2 separate regions of the Homo sapiens genome follow, and region 2 is linked to region 1. The links are chromatin contacts, found by Hi-C or POLR2A ChIA-PET in ENCODE. All regions are on one chromosome and are shown on one strand. The core of a region is the stretch at or near the end of the contact, and the rest is flanking DNA. Distances in the headings are between cores, read along the strand shown.

The links. A loop is a pair of places that touch in the nucleus more often than their neighbours do. ChIA-PET counts read pairs that join two places held with the same protein, here RNA polymerase II (POLR2A). Pooled maps may share reads with other maps.
Region 2: a pooled map shows a loop between it and region 1 (4-fold over the local background). The contact joins the promoter of SLFN5 here to the promoter of ZNF207 in region 1. A Hi-C loop is called at or near these places in 6 of 50 pooled maps. POLR2A ChIA-PET finds 5 or more read pairs at or near these places in 2 of 52 experiments (AG04449 and BJ).

Annotation. Positions count from the first base shown.
Region 1 is chr17:32,347,784-32,354,712 of GRCh38, forward strand. ZNF207 (zinc finger protein 207) reads left to right here and starts at 2,374. Exons shown (of 12, transcript NM_001098507.2): 1 at 2,374-2,543; 2 at 4,003-4,129. The coding sequence starts at 2,503. It overlaps MIR632 (microRNA 632), which reads left to right and starts at 2,326; the gene lies at 2,326-2,419. It also overlaps a transcript of C17orf75 not described here. RefSeq lists enhancers at 1,824-1,943, 2,114-2,463, 4,631-5,140, 6,457-6,929.
Region 2 is chr17:35,237,393-35,244,321 of GRCh38, forward strand. SLFN5 (schlafen family member 5) reads left to right here and starts at 5,680. Exons shown (of 5, transcript NM_144975.4): 1 at 5,680-5,751. It overlaps LOC105371932, which reads right to left and starts at 6,759. Exons shown (of 4, transcript XM_047437262.1): 1 at 6,719-6,759; 2 at 5,530-5,827; 3 at 5,234-5,433; 4 at 2,651-4,578. The coding sequence starts at 6,759. The coding sequence ends at 4,131. RefSeq lists enhancers at 5,432-5,491, 6,012-6,121, 6,095-6,723.

The sequences.
Region 1 (6,929 bases), core at 1,124-3,623:
CCCAACTCTTAATGCTATCACATTGGTGATTACGTTTCAAGCAGTTGGGGGGATATTCAGCACATTGCAATACGGTTTTAAACTTTTTCATTTTTCAATTTATTTTTTCATAGAGATGGTCTCACTATGGTGCCCAGGTTGGTCTCACACTCCTGGCCTCAAGCCACCCTCTTGCCTCAGTCTCCCAAAGCACGGCAATTACAGGCTTGAGCAACTGCACCCAGCCTGAACTTTTTTTTTTTTTTTCTTTTTGAGACAGAGTCTTGCTCTGTCGCCCGGACTGGAGTGCAGCAGAGTGATCTCGGCTCACTGCAGCCTCCGCCTCCCGGGTTCAAGCGATTCTCCTGCCTCAGCCTCCGGAGTAGCTGGGATTACAGGCGTGCCCCACCACGCCTGGCTAATTTTTTTTTGGTATTTTTAGTAAAGACCGGGTTTCACCATGTTGGCCAGGCTGGTCTTCAACTCCTGATCTCAGGTGATCCACCCGCCTCAGCCTCCCACAGTGCTGGGATTACAGGTGTGAGCCACTGCGCACAGCCCAAACTGATCCTTTAAAATTCAAATTTAATTCAGCTCCACACATACTTTGTGTTTTGGGGCAAATTATTCCAGCTCTCTTAAGTCTCTTTTATCTCATCTCTATTAACAAGTTGACAATAATGGCTCCTACCCCAGAGGCTGAGACAAATAATGTTAAAACTCACTACAATGCTTGGCACACGGTAGGTGCTCCATGGATGTCTGCTATTATTTTTTGCTTTTAATAGTAACATAATTTACATTACTAGTTATTATTATATGCTAAGCTCTGTTTTAAGTGCAGCCAAGATGAAGTTTAACTGCCTTGCCCAAAGTCAGGCAGCTAAGCAGTGGCACTGGTGGACTATGAACCCAAGCACTGGACTTTTAACCACCTCTCACTTGCATGATCCTCCAGTTGCCCTCTTAGAACCACTGTGCCTTCTCAGAGACTTCAGCTGAAATCCAACTTCTGAGAATGCTTCTAGGGTTCGCCAGAACCCGCCTTTGCTAGCCTCCCTAGGATTATCTCTTGTGACCAGCACCTTCACTGACAGCTCCAGTCTTTTTTTTTTTTTTTTGAGACGGAGTCTCACTCTGTCACCCAGGCTGGAATGCAATGGCGAGATCTCGGCTCACTGCAACCTTCACCTCCCAGGTCCAAGTGATTCTCCTGCCTCATTCTCCCGAGTAGCTGAGGTTACAGGCGCCTGCCACTACGCCTGGCTAATTTTTGTATTTTTAGTAGAGACAGGGTTTCACCATGTCGGCCAGGCTGGTCTCGAACTCCTGACCTCAAGTGATCCGCCTGCCTCGGCCTTGGCCCATAGTGTTGGGATTACTGGCGTGAGCAACCGCGCCCGGCTATCAGCTCCAGTCTTACCACGATTAGTTTTTCACGTGCCCAGCCTCAAAGACTTAAACTCTTTGCTCCCTTACGGAGATACCCTTTCCTTCACCTTGCTTGCTCCCGTTGACTCCTCAAGAAACCTTTCTTATGTCGGGCGCAGCGGCTCAAGCCTGCAATCCAGCACTTTGGGAGGCCGAGGCGGGCGGATCACTTGAGCCCAGGAGTTCGAGACCAGCCTCGCTAACATGGTGAAACCCCATTCTACTAAAAATACAAAAATTAGCCGGGCTTGGTGGCGCGGGCCTGCAGTCCCAGCTACTCGGGAGGCTGAGGTAGGAGAATCGCTTGAACCCGGGAGACGGAGGTTGCAGTGAGCAGAGATCGCGCCGCTGCACTCCAGCCTGGGAGACAGAGCGAGACTTGGTCTCAGAAAAATAAAACAAAACAAAGAAAAACAAAACTTTACTTGACAACCCAACGACCACTACCACTACAGCCGCCCTAGGACTCCCGCTCTCTGAGGTCCTACAGCACTTCGCATTTCCCTCAACGCCGCACTGAGAACTCTGCATTGTGTACTCGTCTGTCACCAATCTGCGAGTTACAAAGCAGAGACTAACTTATTTGGTTTAGCATTTAATAGGCACATAATCAACATTTACTGTTCAATTGAAACAAAATTAAAATTGGGCGCTGTCTCTATCTTTATTTGTGATCGGCCCTAACTGCACTGGCAATCTTTTCCGTTTTTTTGTTTTCTGTTTTCCATTCGCATGCCCCTTAGCGTACCTGGGGCTCCGGCTCCTTTACAAATGAAACCCAAAGTGCTCCGCAAGCACAGCCAGCGAAAGCGAAAAACTCTGAAACGGACAAGATGGCTGCCACCTCTTCGCGCCTCTTAGTCCCACCCACTCAGGGCGGAGGTCTGCGTCATGTGACCCTCCCCTTCTTGGCTCCGCCTCCTACCGCAGTGCTTGACGGGAGGCGGAGCGGGGAACGAGGCCGTCGGCCATTTTGTGTCTGCTTCCTGTGGGACGTGGTGGTAGCCGTTGGGTTGGGAAAGTGAGGGATTTTTGGCCTCGTTTCTCCTGCTTCTTTTCTCCTCCCTTTTACTTTGCCGGTAGAACACAGTTATGGGTCGCAAGAAGAAGAAGCAGCTGAAGCCGTGGTGCTGGTATCCTTTGTCGGTTTGAAGTCGAGGTCGCGTTGGGGTGCCGGTTGTTGGGGCCTGGGACTAGGAGGCCTGGATTTGGCTTACGGCGTGGAGCGTTTGTATTTAGGCGTCTGCGTGGGTGGCCTGGTGGCTGGGATTGGACTTGGGAAGGCTTCTAGGAAAATGGGGTTCCGAGGTCGACAGGCTTTTGCAGTTGTGGGTCGTGTGACTCTGTGACTCAGGAGGATCTTGTTCGGTGCGAATTTTGGACTCCGGGAGGCGGCCTGGACCCCTCCGCCAGGGACAGTGTCCCCTAGGGACTATTCAGCCACCTTCCGTTGTTTTGGTGACGATTCAACAAGGGACTTTTCTTCGAGTGCGATAGGCTTATTACTTTCATGGAGGGTTGGGGACAGCTTCACAGTCTGTCACCCACTTTTTCTGTTTTTATTTACTTTATGTGTGTTTTGTGTTTATTTTTTCGAATTGGCGGTTTAGTAAAGAACCAAGTTAGTCAACCCTGGTTTCGAACCTTTTTTTTTTTTTTTTTCTTTTCGGGGCGGGAGGAGAACTAGCTTCCGTGTCTCACCCAGAGGCGCCTTAATCTTCAGGAAGCGTTCTCACAGGGCGGAGTTTCTGTTACCCAACTTTGTAGGACTAAAAAGTGCCTATCTTATTAGGAAAACTCTTACTACAGTGTGGTATTAATGCTTTTTCTGGAAGCGTTAATATTCTTTACATTAAAATTGATTTTATTTACTGTTTTGTACGTAAAGGCGGCTTGTTACAGTACTGCGTTTATGTAACAGTTTTAAAAATAGCTTAAATACGGTTACGAATTTTGTAATGTGATTTTAGGAAAATCTGAGTAGTGAGGTAAGAATTCTGTTTTATTGATGTAAGAATTCTGCTTTATTGATTTTATTGATCTGTGAATTTAAATACATTGCTTGGCAACATAAATTCATACGGAATTGGAAACAACTTTATGGATTGTTCATTCGAAATTATGTGATTATTGTTCACCATATAGTTACTCTTAGATTCTAAATATTGCTAAATTCCTAATCCAGTTATTGCTATCGTCTTCATATCTAGTGAAGTAATTGTCTTGACAGAACCTTAGGGATTTCTTAACTGAACTCTTTCCTGTCCTCAGTGTGCATTTGTAAATGTTGAAATATTTATAACAAAAGTTTCACCGACATCTCTGTTAAACACAGGAATTTGACAAAGTATATTGCTGATTATTGAGATGTGTTTTTTGGGGTGGTGAAGAGAGCTGGCCTTCTAGGAAATTGAAAATACTGAAATAACATGGCAAGTGTAGTCCCTAATTGTGTAATAAATATAAAAAGCAGAGTTTCTATACAGTACCATTTTGGTTTTAGCTGTTCCCATATTGTAATGTTATCCATATGTTTTTATTATAGGCAGTGTCATCATTAGGCTGTCTTTGTGCCTTAACAGTATTGATCAGGTATTGTAATAGAGATTTTGATGATGAGAAGATCCTTATTCAGCACCAAAAAGCAAAGCATTTTAAATGCCATATATGTCACAAGAAATTGTATACAGGACCTGGCTTAGCTATTCATTGCATGCAGGTAAGGATTTTTCTTCTGTATTTATTGTCCGCTTGTGATTTGGAAACAACTTGAAAGAATAATCTTTTTTATTTTTTTGAGTTTCGGTCTTGTCGCCCAAGCTGGAGTGCAGTGGTGCAATCTCGGCCCACTGCAACCTCTGCCTCTCGGGTTCAAGCTATTCTTCTGCCTCAGCCTCCGGAGTAGTTGGGACTACAGGCAGCCGCCACCATGCCCGGCTAATTTTTTGTATTTTTAGTAGAGACTGGGGTTTCACCATGTTGGCCAGGCTGGTCTCGAACTCCTGACCTCAGGTGATCCACCCACCTGGGCCTCCCAGAGTGCTGGGATTACAGGCGTGAGCCACCGCGCCTGGCCGAAAGAATAATCATTTATTTCTCTGACAACTGTAGTTTTGTTTTTTTTTTGTTCACTTACTTACTGCAAAAGATAAGATAGCCAATCAGCATTAAAAAAAACAAAAAATTTGTTCGATAGCCATCAAGACAATAAACAAAACTGGCTTTTTATGTTTAAAGAGGGTTTGTATTTGTATTTAGTTTGATAGTACCTTACTAGGTTAGATTGGTAACATATCGAAATCACTAAATATTTCCTGAGTACTTGGAGCAGAGAACAAGGATCAGCGATTTAGATTTTGTAGGTGGTCTGGCCTTAAGAATTAATACTTAATTAGCAGTCATTACTCACTGCCATTGAAGGATCTGTTATTATCTGTAGCTTGGGGCTAGGCTAATTTCAGCAATTTATTTATTGGACTTCTTTTGGAATGGCAGCATTGTACTTTTTGCTTTTGTTTTTAAGAGATGGCCTTGCTCTGTGGCCCAGGCTGGATTGCAGTGACATGGTTATGGCTCACTGCAGCCTCATATTCCTGGGTTCTAGCCGTCTTCCTGCCTCGTTCTCCCAAAGCCCTGGGATTATGGGCATGAGCCATTGTGCCAGCCCAGAATTGTATTTCATTTAATAATTTCTAGGTTTCGGCTGGGCGCGGTGGCTCACGCCTGTAATCCCAGCGCTTTGGGAGGCCAAGGTGGGCGGATCACAAGGTCAGGAGTTCAAGACAGCCTGACCAACATGGTGAAACCCCATCTCTACTAAAGATACAAAAATTAGCCGGGTGTGGTGGCATGGGCCTGTAATCCTGGCTACTGGGGAGGCTGAGGCAAGAGAATCATTTGAACCCTGGAGGCAGAGGTTGCAGTGAGCTGAGATGGTGCCACTGCATTCCAGCCTGGGCAACAGGGTGAGACTCTGTCTCAATAATAATAATAATGACAATAATTTCTAGGTTTTTAAAGTTCTTTTAATAAATAGCGAGAGCATTGTAATTTATATTTTTTAAGATCTAGTAAGTACCTTCATGTCTCATTCAACATTATTCTACTTTGCTTAGTCCTAGAGCTGTCTGAATTTTTGCTAAATTAGACCTTACAGAAATATGAGATGAGCAAATACCAAATCATTGGAAACTACTATGGGTGGGAGGTAGGGAGACGTGATTTCTCCAGGTTTAAAGATAAATTTATATAGATCCTTTTCACTCCAGATACTTTAACAATAATTTAATATTCATTTTAAAATGTTGACCAGATGTGGTGGCTCACGCCTGTAATCCCAGCACTTTGGGAGGCCGAGGCTGGTGGATCACCTGAGGTCAGGGTTTCAAGACCAGCCTGACCAACGTGGTGAAACCCCATCTCTACAAATACCAAAAATTAGCTGGGCATGGTGGCAGGCACATGTAGTCCTGGCTACGGGGGCGGGGGGAGGGCTGGGGGCGGGGGGCGCGAGGCGGGTGCTGAGACAGGAGAATCACTTGAACCCGGGAGGCAGAGTTTGCGGTGAGCTGAGTTTGTGCCACTGCACTCCAGCCTGGGTGACAGAGACTCTGTCTCCAAAAAAAAAAAAAAAAAAAAAAAAATTGTTAGAGAACCTACTACATGTTAGACTCACAGCTGTTCACTGTTGCAGCCATTAGTTACATGTGGCTATTTAAAATGATATAAATATCTAAATGCTCAGTTTCTCTGTCAAGTAGCTAACTTATATTGGGTAGTGTGGATAAGAACATTTTGTTTTGATTGATTGACAGGGTCTCATTCTGTTGTCCAGGCTGGAGTGCAGATCATAGCTCACCGCAACTTTGAACTCCCTTACTCAAATGATCCTTCCACCTTAGCCTCCTGAGTACCTGGGACAACAATTGTGTACCACCATACCTGGCTATTTTTAAAATTTTATTTTTGTAGAGACAGGGTCTCACTATGTTGCACAGGCTGGTCGCCCAACTCCCAGGATCAATCGATTCTCCCACTCGGCCTCCCAAAGTGCTGGAATTACAGTTGTGAGCCACTGAGCCCGGCCATTTTCTTTAATTCTGAATGAAATAGGGGTTTAAATAGAGATGTATGCTCTGTCAGTTTTTTTTTTGTTTTATTTTGAAACGGAGTTTTGCTCTGTCTTGTGCTCACTGCAGCCTCCGCCTCCTGGGCTTAAGTGATTCTTGTGCATCAGCCTTCCAAATAGCTAGGATTACAGGCATGCACCACCGTGCCTGCCTGAGTTGTATTTTTAGTAGAGATGGGGCTTCACCACGTTGGCCAGGGTGGTCTTGAACTCCTGGCCTCAAGTGATCCCATCTACTTTGGCCTCCCAAAGTGCTGGGATTACAGGCATAAGTCACTGCAGCTGGCCTCTATTAGACTTTTTTTTTTTTCTTGAGACGGAGTCTCTTTCGTCCAGGCTGGAGTGCAGTGGGCGTGATCTCGGCTCACCGCAGCCTCTGCCCTCCGGGTTC
Region 2 (6,929 bases), core at 4,430-6,929, 2.9 Mb after region 1:
GGGGCAATCACCCATAGCTTCCTGCTCCTTTATTATTGCTCTTCGTGGGTTATGGATGTTAAGTAACATTCTTATTGGCTGCCTGTCTATTTTGCCTCTAAGGACATCATTCTCCATTAACCATCTCCACAACTCCCTGTGGCTCTAGTCCCGGTGGCTGTCTGACTAACCATGCCAGTTACTGTGGTAATTGTGACCTCCTAGCTTCTATTATTTGAGGGCTCCCATCATGCATTCCCATGGGTGTTAATGAGCCCAGCTTTGAGACTGCCTCACCTACCATCCTCTTTGGCATGCAGTGGACAGCCATCACTGGACTTCTTTGATGCAGGTGCCCCTCTCACCAGTGCTTTCTGGCAGTCTTGGTGAGTGGCGTGTAATCTGGGACATGTCATAGAACAAAATCCTCTAGCTGCATTACTTCTGGTCTTACCTAATATATCCATTCCTTCATGCTCATTTCCCTCAAACTCTTTATTTCTTCCTCTACCATATGTCAGGGGAATTTGGGCATTTCCATGTTGCTGAGAGTTGGGAGTCAATGAAAGATGAGAGAGCTGTCAGACAATGATGCAAGTCTGATCCTGTGTGGAGGAGAGGGGAAAAAGATTGGGTGGAAGTATGCCAGATATTTACTCAAAGTCAAGCAAAAGTTGGCCATTAGAGGCATCCTTTGTCTCCTAGGAGAAGGCCTGCCCTGCTGTCCTTGCCATACTCAGTCATCAGCTGGGAGCAGCCCATGGAAGCATGGCCTTCACACAAATGTGCAATGGATTTCAAAGTGAGGCAGCTGGGGTGCTTTGTGAATTAAGCTCCAAGTTGAGGTCTTTGAAGTGCATTCTCACAATTGCCAGAGTGTCCTTTACAGCAAAAAGAATTTTTTTTCTAGTCCGAGCTACAGCCTAGGATTACATGGTGACTTTGTCTTGTCTTTTTAATGTTCTTCAATCTAGAACAGTCTTTCCATTTGGGTTTGGGTTTAACGTTTTCTTTTCTTTTTACTTTGAGACAGGGTCTTGCTATATTGCCCAGGCTGGTCTTGAACTCCTGGCCTCAAGCAATCCTCCTGCCTCAAACTCCCAAGTAGCTTGGACTACAGGTGGGCACCATTGAACCCTCTAATGTTTCCTTATAGTTACTTTCTATTGTGCTGTTTTGTTTTGTTTTATTGGGTCAGGAATACATAAGAAATAAAAATTGTTCTTTTAGTGGCATGCAATTTAATTTGTCCTGTTACTAATGATGTTAACTTTGATCACTTGGTTGAGGTGATATATTCCAGGATTCTCTGGAAAATTAGTGTCTTTTTCCTTTGTAATAAATAGAGCATCTTGTGGGGATATGCTTTGAGACTCTGTAATTACCCTCAGTGTGCTAAAGATCTGAGGGGATATAGAGAGAAAATTCTGAGTCACACTTTCATTTCATGTAGCTGAAAAAGCAACTTAAACATTGGACTTGACTGAAATTAAGCTTGGACTTAACTGAGCTCCTTCAGGAAAAGCTTAATTACTTACTGAGACAGGAAAATCATCAGGACACTCTCGGATCTCAATGTGGGTACTGGGAGTGCCAGAGAACCAAGATTCTCCCTCCCACTCTCTCTGATGTGTGTGATTCATATGAACATTGATAAAGGATGTCTCATCCCTCCTTCAAGTAAACTTGTTCTGACAAAATTTCACCACACTTTGTCAAATGGCAAACATTGTTCCTAAGAAACATCATATACGTGTTTATGCAAATTTTGTTTTTTAAACTTTTTATCAAGAAAAGAAAAAAAGTGGAAAATATGTTTTTGCCTGAAAAGTGAATATTATAAACAAGTAGCTTGGGTTTGAAAGATAGTCTGTGGAAACACAGATAAGGCTCTATGCTAAGATGCTTGCTGCTATAATCCTCAGTCCCCTAGTAAAAGTTTCTGCAAAAAGCTTGGCCAGCCATGATGCCATTGAGCATTGACCCCCATAATCAATCTCCCTGTGACTCTCACGGAGAATGCTGAAGCAAATTTTCTGTAGTGAGGGATCTGTAGACCATGGCATGCAGCCTCCAGTCTCACTGTGCAGACTGAGGACAGTGACACAGGTCATTGACACACGGCTGACCTAGGCAGTGATTCTCCCTACACTAATACAGTGATTCTTTCTGTGAGAGACTGCCTGCCCTTAATAAGATAACATGCCCCTTTGGCCGGGCACAGTGGCTCACGCCTGTAATCCCAGCACTTTGGGAGGCCGAGGCGGGCGGAACATGAGGTCAGGAGACTGAGACCATCCTGGCTAACACAGTGAAACCCCGTCTCTACTAAAAATACAAAAAAAAAAAAAATAGCTGGGTGTGGTGGCGGGCACCTGTAGTCCCAGCTACTCAGGAGGCTGAGGCAGGAGAATGGCATGAACCTGGGAGGTAGAGCTTGCAGCGAGCCAAGATCGAGCCACTGCTCTCCAGCCTGGGTGACAAAGCGAGATTCTGCCTCAAAAAAAAAAAAAAAAAAAAGAATAACCTGCCCCTTTAACCTACCAACTCTCTTCTCCTCTTTAGTTTGTTGAAGCAAAAACAACGTAAATATTGCATTAACCAAGTGTGTGTATGAGAGAGAGAGAGAGAGGAGAGAGAGAGAAGAGAGAGAGAGAGAGAGAATGAGCAGTTATGGCTCTTGGCATTTTTTACTGGACAAGGCAAACCTAAAGATTTTACTTTTAAACTTGAATTAATGCTGAGAGTAAGTCACATCTGCCCTCACTTCCCTCCCACTCCACACAAACATGCATACCACTGGAAAGGCAACATTTTATCAAAGGCATTTGGCGTTTTTCCTCTCTTATGACCCTCTAGAAGCTTGAGAATGTGGGAGAGAAGGGCTGGAACCAGAAATGGAGAAGTAGTGCTGGAACAATAATGACCTGAAAGCCAGTGGAACTGAGGTCTCCTGCAGGAACTTTTGGGGAGGCCTGGATACTTTGGAGACCAATGGGTATGGATGGAAAGAAGAGCAGAAATGATTCAGCTCATAAAGCAGTGAAAAGGAATGATCTAAGTACATGAACAAATCTTTAAAGCAAAATGTTAAAGTGTGGGAGCAAGTTCTACAGAACACATACAATATGATACTTTTTTTTTTTTTTTTAAAGAGACAGGGTCTCACTCTATTGCCCATGCAGGGGTGCAGTGGCACAATCAGAGCTCATAGCATCCTTCAACTCCTGGGCTCAAGCCATCTTCCCACTTCAGCCTCCTGAGTAGCTGGGACTTCATAGGCAGGCACCACCACACCCAGCTAATTTAAAACAATTTTTTTGGCTGGGCGCGGGGGCTCACACCTGTAATTCCAGCACTTTGGAAAGCCGAGGCAGGCAGATCATGAGGTCAAGAGTTCGTAGACCAGCATGGCCAATATGGTGAAACCTTGTCTCTACTAAAAATACAAAAATCAGCTGGGCGTGGTGGGATGTGCCTGTAGTCCCAGCTACTTGGGAGGCCAAGGCAGGAGAATTGCTTGAACCCCGGAGGCCGACATTGCAGCAAGCCGAGATTGCGCCACTGCACTCCAGCCTGAGTGACACAGCAAGACTCCGTCTCAAACAAACAAACAAACAAACAAACAATTTTTTTTTTTTAGAGATAGGGTCTTGCTATGTTGCCCAGGCTGGTCTCAAACTCTGGGCCTCAAGCCGTCTTCCCTCTCAGCCTTCCAAAGTGCTGGAATTACAGTCGTGAGTAACTGCACCTGGCCAACATGATGCCATTTACATGCAGCTTAAACGCATATACATGTGTTGAATCAGTGTCATGTGTTGATGAGGGACATAAACACATTTACTAAAAGTATAAACAGTTGCATGGGAATTAGTAACTTTAAATTCATAAAATTGTACTGGCTATCAGGTGAGTAGGGGACAAGTGGAATGAGGGAATGAGACCAGCTGGGTACCCAAATATTGCTAATGTTATTGCTTAAGCTGTGTGGTGAATACACAGGTGTTCAATTTACTATTATTTCGCACTTTCCGTGTACTTTAGCTATTTGACAATACATTTAAAAATCGAAAACTTATCCCATAATCCCAGGCTCCAGAGGTGATAGTAGGTGGTGTTTTCCAGACCTTTCCCGCTGCCTTGATTTTCTGTTAACTGGCCACCATCCTTGTCTCCTCGCGCTGCCGGTCGCTGCAGAACCCCTGCGCGGAGGGACTGCCAGTTCCCAGGAAGGTGCAGGACAGCTGGAGCCTCTTCTTCTCTGGGCAGGGATTTAAATGTTCTTGGGTAGCCTCGCCAGAGACCTGTGCGGCCCTACAGTGACCTTCTTTCCAGCCACTTTCCCATGAGCTCAAAGCTTTGGATTCTGTCACTTGCAAAGGGTCAGGCCTGATCCCTTGCGGGTTCTTGAGAAGTGAGTAAGACTTCCAGCGCCCCGGCCCAGACTGCGACGACCCAGACTGCGACGACCCAGTCTGCGCCTGGCGCAGGCTCCATAGACGGCTTTTCTTCAGCTCTGTCCACTGAGACCTCGAGCCCTTGAGCAGAAGATGGGAGAGAGAGGGTCTTGCTGGGCGGGCTCCAGAAGTCCTCCTGGCTCTGGGCGCAGGAGTTGGAAGAGAAGAGATAGAGAAACATCTACTCACCAGAATTGTAAACTGGAAGAAGGGTAGAGGAAAGGTGCCTAGAGAGGGCAGCTGGAATCAGGATTGGGCTGAATATTTTAGGAGTCCCCAAGTGCTACTTCTATCCGCTGGGAGCACGGGTTCGAATCTGCCCCCAGGCAGCCCGCTCCTGGTTCTCTTGTCCCCCTGTGCTGCGGCGGGGCCCACTTCGGCCCTCGGGTTCCCCGCACAGGCCACACAGGGCAGCAGCGCGCGCCGTACCCACGGGCAGTTCGAGAGGGCCGCGCGTGGCGGAGCCAGGCCCTTCGCCAGCGCCCAGTACAAATTTAGTACTAGAATTAAGAGAAACACACTGAAATCTGACAGCCCCGCCTAAGACCCGGGCGTGAGGAAGTCTGCGGTGGGTGATGAATACAAAGAACAGTTTCTCTTTCCTGTCAGTAAAACGCTGTTTCCAGAGCCTGCCAGGTTTCGCCCCAGTGGCCACACCTATGCCTGGCAGGTGCTGGTCCGAGCCCCTAGCGCCAGCAAAAGAAAGGAGGCGGACGCAACATTCTCGAATTACTAGGAGAAGGAGGGAGGCTTTCCCTTCCCCCCAGTGCCCCATGTACCAACGCGTCTCGCCATACCCCTTGCCCCTCTTCCAGCAGCTGACGGAGTAATTCGAGTAGGAATCGAAAGATTTGGAGGCGCCGGGGGAGAAACCTGCGGAGCGCTCTCCGAGCCTGTGGCGTCCCAGGAAGACTCCGAGCGGGGCCAGGGAAGTTCTCTGGAGGACATGGGGTGGATACCCAGGTCTCCTTCCCTGGGTGAAATAAGAACTGAAAATCTAAAAATAAAATAAATAAAATAAAATAGAAAACACAGAGAAGCAACAAAAAAGCGCTTCCCCTCCTCAGTTCTCCCCAGTCCACCCAAGGTTTACCAAGACTGTTGTAGTTGCAAGAGTGGGCTTCCGGCTCCACGTAACGATGCGATTGGGCTGTACCTCTGTCTGTCTCCTGCGCGATGTCCCGCCCCGGGAGGTGTCACGGAACTCAGCTGATATAAGCCCGGGATCCCGCCGGGTCAGGTTCTCTGCTCTGGACTTGGGAGGCTCCGTTGCCTGCTCCCGGAGGGAGACGCGCTGCCGAGGAGAACCCAGCGGGTAATGAATCCCCCGCGCTTCTTTGCCCAGGCCTTCCCCAAACCTCCCCCCGGTCTGCGCGGGTTCTCCTATTGGGCTGTGGTGAAGACAAGGTGCGGCGACTGCAGCTCCCCAGGTCTGGGCGCTGCCGGGAGAGAGTCTTTCCCGCTGGGGAGATTTAGTTTGTTGACTCAGGAGCACCTCCAACGACAGCTAGTGGCAGAGGACCCGGGAGCTGGGAGGTTCGGAACGCGGGGCGAGCTGGGGAGGAGGGAGAGGCGCCGACCCAGCGCAGCCTACATCTTAGCAAACCAAACCTGGCAACATTTCCCCACGGTTCAGGAGCACGAAGGACTTAAGGGAAAACGACGAAATCGGGGCTCCCGAGGATGAAGTTAAATGGGTTGTGGCCTGGGGACAAATAGGGCCAATGTCCAGTCTATTACAAGAGGCTTTGTTCCAGAGGCTTGCCTATAAGCCCCTGGCTTGGAACGTCAGTCTTCAAACTGTAACAACAGGGGCAGGCTACTAGGGTAGCCCACAAAGCCCTGTATCCCCCATACAGTGACTAACTAGAGCCCTAGTTGGTCATATCCGCAGTGGCTGAGACTGCGGTGTGATTCCGTTTCCCTCTTGCATGTGTCCCGGGAGCCCGAGTTGTCGAAGCCCAAATTCAGGCTCAGGAACCTGATGTGCTGTTGATGCCAAACACTGACACACAGATGCTTGGAGACAGAGGAAGATTTATTCCATTTGGCCAAAGCGAGAAGGCAAGAGGTCAAGATCTCTCAAATCCACCCTAACAAAAAGAAGTAGTGGGGAGTTTTTATGAGACCAGGAAGTAAGGGAGGGGGAATTTCAGGGAACCTCGGGGAAAAGTCTTTCTTCGTCTCAGATTACATCTTGAACCACCAGACTTCTGGGCGTCAGCAGCTGGTCACAATGCCCTTAAAGGCATTCATTCCTTCTGCAAAATTTTTTTCTTGACTCTGAAGCTATATCCTCCTGCTTGACAAAGAAACGGTGCATCAGCAGTTTATAATTATATTGCTAGAAAAAGGAATATTGGGCAAAAAGTGGGTAGTTAACATATGCAAATAAGCAAGGGCCTCATCGGAATTTTCATGGTTTCATCACTAAAAATGTTGGGGTGCTGAAATCTTGAGGGGCTCGGTTGCACCAGAAGGGGATCCTTTGTC